2 separate regions of the Homo sapiens genome follow, and region 2 is linked to region 1. Evidence: chromatin contacts called from ENCODE Hi-C data. All regions are on one chromosome and are shown on one strand. The core of a region is the stretch at or near the end of the contact, and the rest is flanking DNA. Distances in the headings are between cores, read along the strand shown. Region 1 overlaps GLCCI1 (glucocorticoid induced 1). Region 2 has its middle 43 kb from the start of NXPH1.

The links. Hi-C counts contacts between places; a loop is a spot of excess contacts on that map.
Region 2: a loop to region 1 is called in a map with no recorded cell type, with 2.5 times the contacts of the local background. The contact joins two enhancer-like sites. A Hi-C loop is called at or near these places in 1 of 37 single-sample maps with no recorded cell type.

The regions. Positions count from the first base shown.
Region 1 is chr7:8,012,191-8,019,798 of GRCh38, forward strand. The region is part of intron 2 of GLCCI1 (glucocorticoid induced 1); the gene reads left to right. Among named protein-coding and RNA genes, the nearest start is that of GLCCI1, 47 kb to the left of the region's middle. Within about 2 kb of position 3,106, at least 4 of the 41 ENCODE cell types and tissues checked have a DNase peak (open chromatin) inside an H3K27ac peak, as active enhancers do.
Region 2 is chr7:8,386,830-8,394,437 of GRCh38, forward strand. No RefSeq gene overlaps it. Among named protein-coding and RNA genes, the nearest start is that of NXPH1, 43 kb to the right of the region's middle. Within about 2 kb of position 3,227, at least 2 of the 41 ENCODE cell types and tissues checked have a DNase peak (open chromatin) inside an H3K27ac peak, as active enhancers do.

The sequences.
Region 1 (7,608 bases), core at 1,856-4,355:
TTACTTTGATTTTCGATTTGTATTTCCTAAATGATTAATGATGCTGAGCATCACTTCATCTGCTTTTTGGCCATCTGTATTTCTTTTTTGGAGAAATGTCTATTCAAGTCCTTTGTCTATTTTTGAATTGGGTTTTTTGTTGTTGAGTTTTAGGAGTTCTTTATATATACTGGATATAAATCTCTTATCAGATACATGGTTTGCAAATATTTTCTCCCATTCTGTGGGTTGCCTTTTTATTCTTTTTTTTTTTTTTTTTTTTTTTTTTTTTTGAGATGGAGTCTTGCTCTGTCACCCAGGCTGGAGTGCAGTGGTGTGATCTCGGCTCACTGCAAGCTCCACCTCCTGGGTTCATGCCATTCTCCTGCCTCAGCCTCCCGAGTAGCTGGGACTACAGGCGCCTGCCACCATGCCCGGCTAATTTTTTGTATTTTTTAGTAGAGACGGGGTTTCACCGTGTTAGCCAGGATGGTCTTGATCTCCTGACCTTGTGATCCACCCGCCTCAGCCTCCCAAAGTACTGGGATTACAGGCGTGAGCCACCACGCCTGGCCAGGTTGCCTTTTTATTCTTTTGATAGTGTACTAGTTTTTAATTTTGATAAAGTCCAGTTTATCTATTTTTCCATTTGTTGACTGTACTTTTGTTGGCATATTCAAGAAATCCTTGCCAAATCCAGTGTCAGGAAGCTTTCTTCTTATTTTCTTCTAAGAATTTTAGCCTTTAAGTTTATGTCTTTGATCCATTTGAGTCCATTTTTGTATAAGGTAAGAGTCCAACTTCGTTCTTTTGGATGTGAATATCCAGTTCTCCCAGCACCAGTTGTTGAAAAGGCTGTCCTTTTCCCATTGAATGGCCTCGACACCCTTATCAAAAATCAATTTACCGTATATGCTAGGGTTTATTTCTGGCTGCTGTATTTATCACAGTGGTCTGTGCCTTGTGGCTTTTTGCATTATGCCATAATTGGGAAAGATTTTTTCCACTCCAAGTTAAAAAATTTCATTTAAACTATATTTTCTTTTAATAGTTTTATGTTTCTTTTTACATATTTGTGTCTTTGATATTTCTGGAGTTTATTTTGATGGAAGGCATGAGGTGATATCCAGCTTTATTTATTTTTCAAAGTGACTAACAGTTGATAAAGAGTTTATCTTTTCCCTGCTGATTTGAGATATTGTTATATCATAAATTTCCATTCTTATTTGGATCTCTTTCTGGCTTCTCTATGCTATACTATATACCATTAATATCTTTTTTAATACTGAATGATTTTAATTTGTATTGCTTAGTAATTCATTTTAATAATTTGTATGGCTAGTCTTGCGTATTTATTTTTCTCAGTTAATTTTATAATTTGTACAATTCCTCAAAATGTTTTATATTACAATTAAATATGAATTCAGGGGAATTGTTACCATATTGAATCTTATCCAAGAAAGGGGTATATCTTTTTATTCATTCAAGTATTATGTTTGCCCTTCAGAATATTTTACAACTTCTTATTGGAACAACACATTTCTTGTTAAACTTATATCTAAATATTTTGTCTTTTTTGGTTGCTGTTGTAATTAGGATATTTAATATCTAATTTACATACAGGACATCTTCAACTTGACTTTTCTTGTTTCTAGTAATTTTTAGGTAATTTTCTTTGGTTTTTCGGCTGTACGATCATCCAAATAGTAATTCTACATCCTTTTCGTTATTTATTTCTTGGTATGTGTCCTCTTTTGGAATTGCATTTGTTGCCACTCCGAGAACCATGTAAACTAACAGTTATGGTACTGAAGGCCTTGACTTTTTTTTTTTTTTTTGAGACGGAGTCTTGCTCTGTCGCCCAGGCTGGAGTGCAATGGCACTGTCTTGGCTCACTGCAGCCTCCACCTTCTAGGTTCAAGTGATTCTCCTGCCTTAGCCTCCCGAGTAGCTGGAATTACAGGCGCCCGCCACCATGCCCAGCTAATTTTTTAATTTTTTAGTAGAGACGGGGTTTCACCATGTTGGTCAGGCTGGTCTCAAATTCCTCAGGTGGACCTCAGGTGATCCACCCATCTCGGCCTCCCAAAGTGCTGAGATGACAGATGTGAGCCACTGTACCCGGCTGCCTTGGCCTCTTTCTTGACTCTAATGGTAATGTATCTAGTTTACTCACTGGACAAGGTATACTGACATTTGCTGTGAAGCATGTGTGTTTGTTATACGTAGAGTACACATGCTTATTTTACTAATGGTTTTTCTTGTTTTAATCAGGAATAATAATTTATGTGGAAAATGCCATTTCATCAGTGAATATGTTTGTTAATTCTATATTTGTTTATTATTCAGCAATGAGTTCTTAATTTTTTTTCATGAGCCTTAGAGTATTTTTACACTTGCTTCATAAACAGGTTTTGCAAGATTTCCTTCCTCTGTGCTCTAGCATAACACAGTATAAATATCATCTGAATTCTGTCACTTGGGTCTGAAAGGATTTTACCTAAGTAACTTACTTACTAGCCTAGTATGTTTTTGGATTGTAGCACTTTAGAAAATTTTCTTAATTTCTTCCATGGCACTTGGTCTCTTGGTTGATATCAGGGAGAGATTTCAAAACTTGTATTCTCTGAGAGGTGAGAGATGGGATGGTTAGATCTTAAATAAAATTACATATACTGATACTTCCCTTTCTCCAGGTGATGGTATTATTATATTTGGTATTTTATTGTTTTAAATTAATTTTTAAAAGTTAAACTGTGAAACATGAGACATGCCAAAAGCACATAAAGCAGTTTCTCTTAATCTCATTAGACTTCAGTCTATGGAGTTTTATGATCCTGCCTCTATGTCAGCATCTTTCCCTAGAAATCTATTTGTTTTTATTTGTTTTTAAGAAACAGATCCAGACTAAGTAGTTAGCATTTGGCTTTAGGCAACATTCAATAAAGTTAACTAACTCTGAACTAAAACATATATATTCTTTTCTGTTGACGTCATATTTAAAGTACCTAGCCTTTTCCTCCATTCCTGAAAGGAGCTTGGTTAGGGAGGACTTTAGTCAAAGGAACAGATGATGCACCTCAAATACTTACTGATATAAAAAATAACTTTCAGTTTTATCACTCTGATCAGAAATTCATTTCCTGACCAAAAGTCACACTTTATACAGCTGTCTGAGTTTCCTGTGCCCTTGTCAAAGGGCTTGCTTTTGAAATATATTTAAGAAACAGCAGTTGCTGAAACATTTTAGGGGCTGGGGGACTTCTTCATGAAATGGAAGCAAGACTGAAGATTTGACTGTTTTTGCCTCTTAGATTGCATTCTAGGGGTCTAAATTATTTTTTATGGAGCTGGCCCCTGACTGGCTGTTGAGATCACCTTTACTTTTTCTCTCAGCCATCATCTAATTATGAGACAGAGGATTGTAGAATCCTAGAGTTGAATAGTTCACACCAAATTAGTCATGTTCCTGGTTTAGGGAGTAATTTCTTTGGTTGCTAAAGGAATATACTCAGTTATATTAATGAAAGATTTTAACCCATAACTAAAATATTTAACATTTTATTCATTAGTTTCAAATACCATCTCTAAAATTACCAAAGTCAAAATTCTACTTATTAATTTTAATACGTTATGTGTTCATTTGTTTCAAAAGTAGAAAGTATACAGCGAAAGGCCTTTCCCATACCCCCGTTACCCTGATACTCAGTTTTCTTCCCTTTACGAGAAACATTTAGCTGGAAACAAAATTAACCTGTTTTTCTTCATTGCTTTCTCATGCCTTTGCCCCTAAGCACACTCTAGGTAAAATTGTGAAATAGGTTGTATTTATTTGGAATAACACTCTTACTCTGGTCCCCTGACCTGTGTTGGTTTTGTACATTGACTTATACATTGGTTCTCAACCTGTTATATCTTGTATCAATTTTCTATGAAAAATTCCTGTGATAATATTAAACAGAATTTACTGAGAAAGACATTTTTACGTTAGAGACATTATGCCTTAACAGTTAAGATCGCCCGGGCGCGGTGGCTTACGCCTGTAATCCCAGCACTTTGGGAGACCGAGGTGGGCAGATCATGAGGTCAGGAGATCAAGATCATCCTGGCTAACATGGTGAAACCCCGTCTCTACTAAAAATACAAAAAATTAGCCGGGTGTGGTGGTGGGCGCCTGTAGTCCCAACTACTCGGGAGGCTGAGGCAGGAGAATGGCGTGAACCCGGGAGGTGGAGCTTGCAGCGAGCCGAGATCGCACCACTGCACTCCAGCCTGGACGACAGAGCGAGACTCCATCTCAAAAACAAACAAAAAAAACCAATTAAGATCATAGAGTTATAGTTTAAAATTAGGTCATAGTTTACGGTATGGTATGAGAAAGCAGTATGCCTCTTAAGGTATACTGTTTTGTATAAATGAATGAATAAATGAATGATTGATATGGGAGATACCATATTGTTAGGAACCAGTATAAACTAAGGGAAAACTTTTCCATGCTATTGGAATTCTAACAGCTTTTGGGGGACAACTATTATTGTCAACATAGCCTATTGCAATGAGGATTATATGAAACAATCCATGTTAAGCTTCTAGCACAGTATCTATGACATAACAGACACTGATACTTATTAGTTGCCTTTGATTAGAATCAATAGTATTTTACTGTTACCGGGTTTAAATATAATAATATGGAATTAAGTGGACAGGAAAAGTCTTTATTACTAGTATCAACTATTGATTATACAATTATGAACATTAGGTCTGGACTGGTAGGAAATGGCATAGAAATGACACAAGTGACCCCAGAGCATGTGAGGGCTGTGAAATTCAATAAACAATTTCTGGTAGGTCAGGATTCATTCAGTCAGAGGTAGTTATTGTGTGTTTGCTGTCTTACAAATAAGAAATGGTACTTCAAATCTATAGGTTCATGTGCAGGAGAGCGTATTTACATTCTTAGGAAAGCTACTCCCTCCTCCATTACTTAGTTATCCTATTGGTGATATTCATGCCATCATCTTAGCACTATTTTTATGACTTCAGTGGGTGTTTTTTAGAATGGTGTGAAAAATATTTTTGGCCATATGTAGTAATCACCTGTGTTGCTGATTTTCTGTCAGATGTAAGAGATTTTAAAACAATAACATGTTCAAAGCTAGCAAGAAAAATGAGTGGGTATATGGTCAACATGACACCTTGAGTGCAGATTCCGTATCTTATTGATTTCAATTTTTTAGTCTAACACTGGTTTTCAAACTTTAGAATCCATCAGAATAATCTGAAAAGGTTGCTTAAAAAATAAGAAGTATATTTCTGGGCCTTATCTAAGAGTTCCAGATCTAGTAGTCTGAGGTTGAGCCTGAGAATTTGCTTTTCTAACATGTGATGATGCTGCTGCTCATTTGGGGACTGCACTTTGAAACTGGTCTAACATAATGAGCACAAAACTTAGCATAGAGTTGGAGCTTGATAAAAAATTTGAATATGTAAGTGCTGCTATTGCTGAATTCCTAAAGCTTAAAAAAAAACCTTCCGACTTTACATAAAATAAAAATGCAGTCTTAACTTCCACAGTGTTTTGTTTGAGCTGAATTCTGCCTTTTTCTACACTCTTTGCTAATCAGAGCAGCTATTTACTATATCTGGTTACCACTCTTCCCAGAAAGGCAAAGGATAATTACACTAGAACCACAATCTTTTGTGCTGCTTTGTAATACTTCATCAGGATAGACTTTTCAAAATAATATTTAAAGAAGTTTTAAAAGAAGTTAAAAATTGTTTTATTAGTCAAAAACAAATTTTTGTAAACAAAAACAAATATTTGTAAATAATGGTTTGTCATTACCTATTCTAAACTTTTTTATAATTTAAGATTAGTCTGTGGTCATAATTAATTCTTAATATAGGTATCATTGATTTTTCAGCTAATTACATCTCATTTCTTGCTAGGTTTATCATTGCTATAAGTACTATAAAATAATTAGCAGTCAGTACTCATATTTCTATAATTGATTTATAAACTACAATAAATTTTAAGACCAGTGATGAACCACATAAAATAGATTTTTTAATATTTAAATAAGATTAAAGAATTTTGTTATGTTTTTGTTGATGGATTTTTTTTAAGTGGCTTTAGACTTTTGCACATTGACAAAGCATGTTTTTTGCTAGGAGTTAGTTTGAGCTGGTTTGAAGTTGATAAAACTAAAAAGCATATTGGCCCTTTCTAGTTAGTGAATAAAGATATACATAACAAAAGCACCCAGTATTTAAGCTTTTTGGTTGATCTAGCCAAAAATAATTTTTCTAATGGTATTCATTTTGAAGCCTCTTTAGTCCTGTGCAGTGGGATTATTCCCTTTGTATTTTACTTAGAGAAAAAGTGGTTCTCACACAGGTTGGAGCTGGGAGGATGGCCCTAGAGGTTGGAAAGAAATTTCATAGTCTGGACTTTGGAGACTTCCAGGGAGTGAGAATAGAAAAGGACCCCTTCTACCTATAGGTATCCTTTTTACATAGAGGCTTTTTTTTTCCAACTACCTTTTTTGTTAATAGTCTTACAGATAGGTTTTAGTTCTGCATTGTTCAAGTGTACAGAAGTTTCATTTCTTTTAAATGATGGTATGATATTACAGTTTTTCCTAAATTTATTTAACTGTGGAACCCTTTTTGTCTACTCCTTTTAACACCAAAGGCATGGTTATATGTAGCACTATTTAAAAAATTCTAGTCTAGATTAATGGACAGAATAACAGACCAGTTGGAAGGGGCTGCTTGCTGATATGAAAGGAAAGAACTTTTGCTACTTTGTGTTATTTTCCTGATTGAAATGGTAAAACATTTCTCAAATACACAGGTTTAATAAATTGGATTCAAATTAGTCACTTCTGTGACTTCTTAATCATCAGCTTTAAATAGATTTGATTTTGGTAGCCATCTTTTGGTTTTGTTTTGGCTAAAATAACTCATTAAAAATCAGTGATCAGTGTATAGAACACTGCCCTCCAATTGAACTTTCTTTAGTATTGGAAATGTTCTATATTTGTGTTGTCCTATATGACAGCCGGTAGCCACATGTGGTTATTGAGCTTTTAAAATGTGCTAAGTGTGACTAAGGAAGTTTAGTTTTATTAGGTCCTCATTAATTTAAATCTAAATAGGCACATGTGGCTAGTAGCTGTTGTATTGGACAATTCAATCTATAGAATATATTTGTAGATGAGAATTTTTTTATACTGTTTATTTTAAATTGATGGAATTAAAACTACTCTTTGGGGGATATTTTTGGAAAGTTAATACTATGATGACCTTAAATTATATGCATTCTATAGTTACATGATTGAGAGAACTCTTTCAGTCGTTTTTCTTTTTTTTAAACTACAGTCACTGTCACTTCATGAGGGGGATATGTTTTGAGAAATGCATCGTTAGGCATTCATCGCTGTGCGAACATCATAGAGTGTACTTACACAAACCTAGATGGTGTAGCCTACTACACACTGAGGCTATGTGGCATAGCCCGTTGCTCTTAGGCTACAAAACTGTACAGCATGTTACCGTAATGCAGACTGTAGGCAACTGTAACGTAGTGATATTTGTATATATAAACATAGAAAAGGCACAGTAAAA
Region 2 (7,608 bases), core at 1,977-4,476, 370 kb after region 1:
TGTTTAAAAATTTTTTTTTCTGGAATGTTGTCTGAAATATATATTTAACAAACTGAGTTGTTTTGAATTCTTTGAACCACTGAAGACTCATCTCCATTGTCTTAATAGAGCTGTCAGGCTGTTTACAATCATCTTGGCTTTGATGTCTGTCAAGAATCCACACACAGAGAGAAGGTTGGGTGACCTGTTTGACATGGTACTTCCTGGTAGATACAAAGTGACTGACTTAACCAAGCAGAAGAGCATGATAGACAATGTGACATGGAGTAGAAGACACACGCTCATCTGGTCTGAACCCCGACTGATTTTTGGGTGTTAAAGGATGGTGTACACTTCTATTCAGAACTATTTCTCAGATATTTGCCCTTGAGAAGGGTCTCAGATCTCAGGTGCTCTTTCTTTCATAATCTAAGTTGGAATAACCTCAAACAGACCCATGAGTCATTTCAGTTTTTCTTATCAGTGAGTTTCCTGTAGCTTTTATTCAGTGTTTTGAAAATGTGCAGTCTACTGAGCTTTCTTGGACATACTGAGTGCACCCATGTTCCTCAATTCTTCACAGCCCTGCTCCGAAGAATTGGCTATAGTTTTTTTTTAATCCCAAGGATTATCACAATCGTGGCACTCAGTAAGATTAAATAACACCCAGGGGCAGTGATAAGTCCTTAAACAGGACTCCTAAGACCTGCATGTGTCAGGGTGTGTGCATTGGGCAGCCGCTGGCTTGTCATTGCTAACTTGGAGAATATCGCACCCTGCTTCTCTGCAGCAGCTCCTCAGGGGCCAGTCTTCACTTTCACAGGCTCACGGCTCCTGCTGGCCATGAACAGATGTTTCTCAGGGTGGATAACTTTTACCTTCTTGTGCTCTGTCAATCATGCATTTCTGCCCAGTGACCTTTTCTTCATGTCTCTTTACTAGGTGCCCATTTGTGGATGCAAACAGTGTCTCATTATTGGTTTCCTTGCTGTGTCCCTTGCCAGCCTTGTGTCAGGCTACAGCCTGTCAGCAACTTGTCACCCACAGTTCTAAACCAACACTATGGCTTATTGTTTTCTGCACACATCTCCCCTCTGTCTGGCATTGGATGGAACCTCACTCAGTGCCACGATCTGGCGCCGTTGTGCAGCACAAAGGGAGATAGGGTTAGGAGATGCTATGCACTTAGTCGCCTGTCAAAGATTATGTCTCTATGGGGCAATTTCCAACTAGGCTTTGTTATTTGGCTTCTAGTTCTTCCCTAGCCCCCTCCCTCATGCCCTTTCCTCCCACTACTTATCGCTTATCCACATGGCCACAAGTGAGACCTGTGAAAAATATGAGACAAGATTTTACCTTGAACAACTTTAGGACTTGAAAGTTGAAGGCCTAGGCAATACCAGTGGAATGAATGGGAAGAAAATAATAATTGTAACTAAATTGCCATCAGTACACTTCTGTGGGGAAGGTGACAAAGGAACAGTGGGGATGGAAGAAACATTCATAAGGATCCTTCAAGGTTTTACATGAGAGAAACAAATCTATTTTGTTTCAGATATTGGCTTATTGCCTCTGAAGCTGAATGGTCTTGTATGATTACTCTTTCTCTTTTTTCCATCGCTCACTTGTATTTCTCTACCAGCTCTAGAAATCTACTTCTTACTTAAAGGCACCGAATCCAGTAAAGCTGCATTTCCCTGACAGTAAAGAAGCTGTGTGCAACCCTAATATGTGTGTGATGTGTTTTATTCATTCCTGGACTTGTTTTTCTGTGAGCAACAAGTTTGAACACAAATACACACTAGTTCATAACAATCTGTCATATCTTTGCCTCCATATGTAATATTTTATGTAAATAAAGTCTGTAATTAATTTTACAACCTTGGCACCCTTTTGCAGTTCTTTTCCTCATCACCATTATGTACAAAGTTAGCATGATATTAAAATTTTTCTATCAATTTATGTTCCTTGCTAATCTATTTCCAATCTGTGGCACTTTAAAGATCTTTCCTTTGAAATCATTGCTTTCCTCAAATGGGAAAACTTTATAATTAGGTGGAGTGATTTTACATCAGTAAAATAAAAAAGAATGTCTCAAGATTTAACCCCTTATGCTCTATCTTTAGATGGTAATTTGCAAGGTGTCTGAGAATGCATGGCTTCAGAATTTATGTTTGGACTGCTTTTTTTCAATAATTATGGTAATTCATGTGCAAACACAAATTACAAACTTCTGCAATATTTCCAATTTATTCATATTTTTATCCTTGCCTAGAAGCAACTGCTTTATTTTTGGACTGCATTTATCTGTTCTTTAGAAGCTATATGAGAATTTAACATTTCCTCTTCCAGAGGACAATGAAAGCCTGACAGATGAGAATGTAAAAGGGTCTTCTGTATTTCCCATTTTCTAATCACACAGTGTATTTCACCCTATTTCAGTTTTATGATTTGCACAGAAAGTAAAGGCATTATTTCACCCACATTTCTTCAGTCAGTCAAGTAAGGATACCAACAGGTGTGTGCTTTACACAGTGAAAGAATGCTCATCCCCGGTTGTGAAGAACTTTTAAAAATTTTCTGGTAGTAGGATTTTTATGTTTTAGTCTGGGAACACAAACATTCCTCTGGGTTCTTCGTTTTGTGTGTGTGTGTGAAACCAAAGAGAGTCTCCAGGCGTCAATACCTGTGTCTTTCCTTTGCTTTGTTACGTAGACATTTCTTGTTACAGATTGTTCAGTTGGCATCATCTTTACAAGCACAGTGGATCTTTCCACTTAGTTACAGGATGCGTTTCCAAAAACAAATGGAATCTTTTCCACAGAGAGCAGAGATCCTTTTTTCTTAGCCAGAAAAGATCTAGTTAGTTTATGATATAAGTAGAATTCCCCCATATTATGGCATACCTTTCTCACTGTGCATCTTTTGAAATGCCACTCCCATGCTTGGGAGTCATCAGAAAGTGGTAGGATGATCAAACAGCCCTCTATTATCTTGGGAACACCCCGGAGCCAGAGCTTTAGAAAACATGAGTAAGAACTCCTCACATTTCTGTCGATTTAATAGTTTAGCATCAGAAGCAGACCTTGAGATGAGGATTCATGTGTGAGTGATTTGCTGGAGAAACACTCTTTGGACAAACAGAAAAGAGTGAGGGAACCGAGGGTGTGATTCCAAGCTAAGTCTCAGGATTCTAACCCCGCAGGGAAGCACGTAAGAGAGGCAGCTGGGCTTGCTTGGTCCCGCCCCCAATCAGTCATTGGCTGAGCACCACGTAAGGGCGGAGCCAGCATGTTCAGAGCCTTGAGGGCTGCTTCCAAAGCAGAGTAACAAGTGTCATTTGTTGGAGGTTAAGGCACACTGAAGCCAGAAACAGCAAAGAGGACCTGAGAGCAACTTGGCGGAACACTGTATCCACTACATCACATAACTCCTGTGAAAACTGGTTTGGGCTTCATAGTATCACTGCGATGTTTCTTCCAAGGGTGATGTTTTTCTGCTAGTTAAGCCTTCTAGGGATCCGTCTCCACAAACAGGAAGCTTGAATGTTAAACTGAGTGATATTCTGGAGCTCACTCCAATTTACTTGCAAGAGCTGATTGTGCACATCCTGACTCCTATTTGAGCGATGCATTGGTAGCTTGCAATCAACTATGGCAGGGATGTTTACATATGGAAATCTTCAGTCAGGGCTTTTTCTGAGGGGGAGGGGTATGTGGAAGAAGGAGCCAGTTGTTAAACAATTACCATCATACCACTTTGATGCTAAGCTGAAATGTTAATAGAGACAAAGATATTGTTAAAAGTGAATGTTTATTCTATTAAATGCATTAAACAATGTATACCCACAAATAATGTGTGTGAAACATTTTGTAAATCATGACATCATACACCAATGTAGTTCTTGAAACAACAGCCTGTTACAACGTAAAACACACACAACATACAAAATTTCTCCCCAACTCCACCAAACTGGCGATATATGGTAAAAAAAATTGTGTGAAAAGGGGATTTTTTAGTTGTTTTGATATACTGTTGCTGATATTAAGCAAAAGCCATCCCAGAATAAAGTTCGGCTTTCATTTTCTTCTTTTATTTCCTTTCCCAAGATGCCTTATAATTGCATTACGACTCATGTCTTATACTTTGCTTCTCTGTTGGGCAGATATAAAATAATTTGTTGGGAGGAGTTACCACGTAAATGTGGAATATTCTCCAGTCTGGCAGATATTATGAAGGAAATAGGCTAGTCTAATGAAGTCACAACAACAAAAAATCAAGATTTTCTCAGTCTGCCCGAGCATTTTCAAGGAGCACAGTGGTCTTCAAACTTAAAAAAAATCATCAATAAATCTCTTTTTAAAATGCAATATCATAAAGCCCTGTTTGAGGGTTGGGGAGGGGCGGTCAGCTCAACTCCTTTATCAGCCCCTCACCTGCTGGGACCAGCCAGGCTGGGGACCTGCAGTGGGGGAACTGCCCTGAAAGGATTGAGTCATATTCCTCCACTATTCCAGGAAGGCAATGCGTCTTTCATTTGATCACTACGGTTTTGAAAAGCAAAGTGTAGTAGACAGAATAATGCACTATTTCCCCCAAGATATTCACATTCTAATTCCTGAAACCTATGGATATGTTATCCTGCATGGCAAAAGGGACTTTGCAGATATGATTAAGTAAAAGCTCTTGAGATGGGGAGTTATCCTAGATTGCCTAGATTGGCCCACTGTAATCACAAGGGTCCTTTGAAGAGGGAGGCTGTAGAGTTAGAGTCAGATAAGAAAATGTAGTGATGGAAAGAGAGGTCTGAGTCATGTGAGGAAGAGCCGTGAACTCAGTAATGCAGGCAGCCTCTAGAAGCTGGAAAAAGCAAAGAAACTAATTCTTCCCTAAAGCCTCCAGAAGAAGCATAGCCCTGCTGAGATCCCATTTAGACTTCTGACCTTCAGAACTGTAACATAATAAATGTGTATGGTTTTAAGAATTGAGTTTGTGGTAGGAAACGAATACAGCAAGTTTCTAGGCTCTGGTCTCTCATTTGAAGGTACCTTTTTTACTTCCTTTTTCATAGACCTGTTTGGTGATTTCCGTCAGCTGGGCAGGGAGAGTAATAAATGCAGCTCCTGAGAGGAATGCTACGTGTGACTTTTAATGAGCTCAAAGAACTCTTCTGTACTGGTTCGTTTATCCTAACAAGTTTTTTTTTTTTTTTTTTTTTTTTTTTTTTTTTTTATGAAAAGGGATTTTAGTCTAGCTTAGCATGCAAAAACATTAACAGTGTCTAATATATGGAGTCTTTGCAGGTTTTATTATCTTCCTGCTAACCTGATTTTTACAAGATAAGCATTTTCTATTATAAATGAATTAGGTATTCATTATAGAAAATTGGAAATAAATGGACATAGAAAGAAAAAGAAAAATCATCTATTTTCCCATTATCAGAGGAAACCACTCAACAGTTTGATATATTTCCTTCCAATGTTTTCTATGCAGTTTCTATATTTATTGTACTCATTTATGTGCATAACATTTTGTATCTTGCTATTTTTACTTACTATTATATAAATACTTCTTTATGATAGTGAATTTATTGTAACTGTAATTTTTGCTGTTCTTCAATTTGGAAACTGTACTTATGAGGGTTCTTGCATGCAAATGTAAGAAATCAACTCTGGCTAATGTAAGTAGAACATGTTGTGATAAAAGGATATTCAGGTGGCTTATGGAACGGTGAAAAGACACAGGAATTAGGGAGACAAGGGTAGCCATGATCACTTTGCATAGTATGCTTGGAATCCTGGTCGTGGACCTCTCATTTTGGACTGTGCCATCTTTTATTATTGCCTCCAATACACTGAGAAGCCCCATGAGCATTATGCCTTTTTTTTTTGTGATAGGAGGCTTGTTGCACAGCCACTTGCCCTTCCTCTTGGAAAGAATATGCTGATATGAGGTCCTGTAAGATTCCTTGAGTTGACACTTTCCTATATTTTTATGGGATTTATCTTCCACTCTGTCATATATAGATATATTTCCATGGTTTCCAGGATAATTTATCTGGATCTTGATTTCCAGATCATATCATCATGATGTCATCCATACAGACAGCCACCACAATGAACTGTGGGAGGATATAATGACTTTTTTTGGATTAATTTTGGCACAGAGCTAGAGATTTTGTATGATTCTGAGGCAAGATAGTAAAGGTGCACTCTGCTGTCTTCCAGATTGTAGCAAACTGCTTCTGGTCCTTTCTGCTTTTGAAAATTTACATAGAGAAAAACATGTTTTCTTAGATTAAAAGTTATATATGAGCTGCTAAGGTCTACATGTATTTGCTTCAAGAAGAATAGCACAGCTAAAACCGTATTTTCAAGTAGAGCAACCAACTGAGGAAGCTAACGTGTAACCACTAATTCTCTAAGAACCACATGTCTTATGCACAGACTAAACTGAATGCTTAAATGGAATTGTCTATTCATTTGTTTCACAAATAGATATTGAATGCCGAAGTGCCAGGTTCTATTTTAGACCTGAAACACATAAATGAACAAACAAAGGTTCTTGACATCATATAGTTCATATTCTAAAGAATCTTGCCCTTTGCAATTTTCAGGTTTGGAGGAAGACACCAGCCCTTGAGATTTACCATTTTGGTAGTGACAGAGACCACCAGGAGCTTCCAGCTGCCCTGTCTTGCTGTAATGGCACTCACTCCATGCACTTGTCCTCAATGTGGGTGGTATCATCTGAAAGGACATTTTGGAAATTTGTGGGTACATTTCTCATTACTGCAATGATTATCTGTGCTGCTAGATTTTGTGGATAAGGGCCAGGGATGTCATATACAAGACAGACCTAAGCAAGAGAGAATCATCCTACTGCTGTACAAATTGCAGTAGCATTCCAGATATTCCATCGACTAAGACCTAACTCCATCTTTCATGGAATGCTATTGTGCTTCCATTGTTTCAATATTCTTCAAATTTTCCTGTAGTGGAACTCCCATGCAAATTGGGGTTTGGTCTTACTTTGTTTGGAATTTTTCAAGAGTTTCACACCACTTAGCAAAATCACATCTTTGAAGGTAATGGCACTTGTGGCACTTGGGTTGCCAACACAACACACATGCATTGGTCTACACTGGCAGCTGTAGCATTCATAGGATACTATGTACCCTGTACCCAGGCTGGAGTACAGTGAATGGAACAAGCATCTGAGTAATTCATTATGACTTCTAATGCAATCATGCCTAAGTATTTCCTTCTATTTCTTTTGTTTTTTTCTTCATATTACTGTTAGGCCATTCTATTGTCCTTTAAAAACTTAGGTTTGTATGTTATTATCTATGAATTTTATTTCAGGAAAGTAAAGCAGGCTGTATAAAATGTCTGAAGGAGGCTGGGCACAGTGGCTCACGCCTGTAATCCCAGCACTTTGGGAGGTTGAGGTGGGCAGATCACAAGGTCAGGAATTTGAGAACCAGCCTGGCCAATGTAGTGAAACCCCGGGCATGGTGGTGTACACCTGTAATCCCAGCTACTTGGGAGGCTGAGGCAGGAGAATCAATTGAACCCGGGAGGCAGAAGTTGCAGTGAGCCGAGATCATGCCTGGGCCACAGGGGGAGA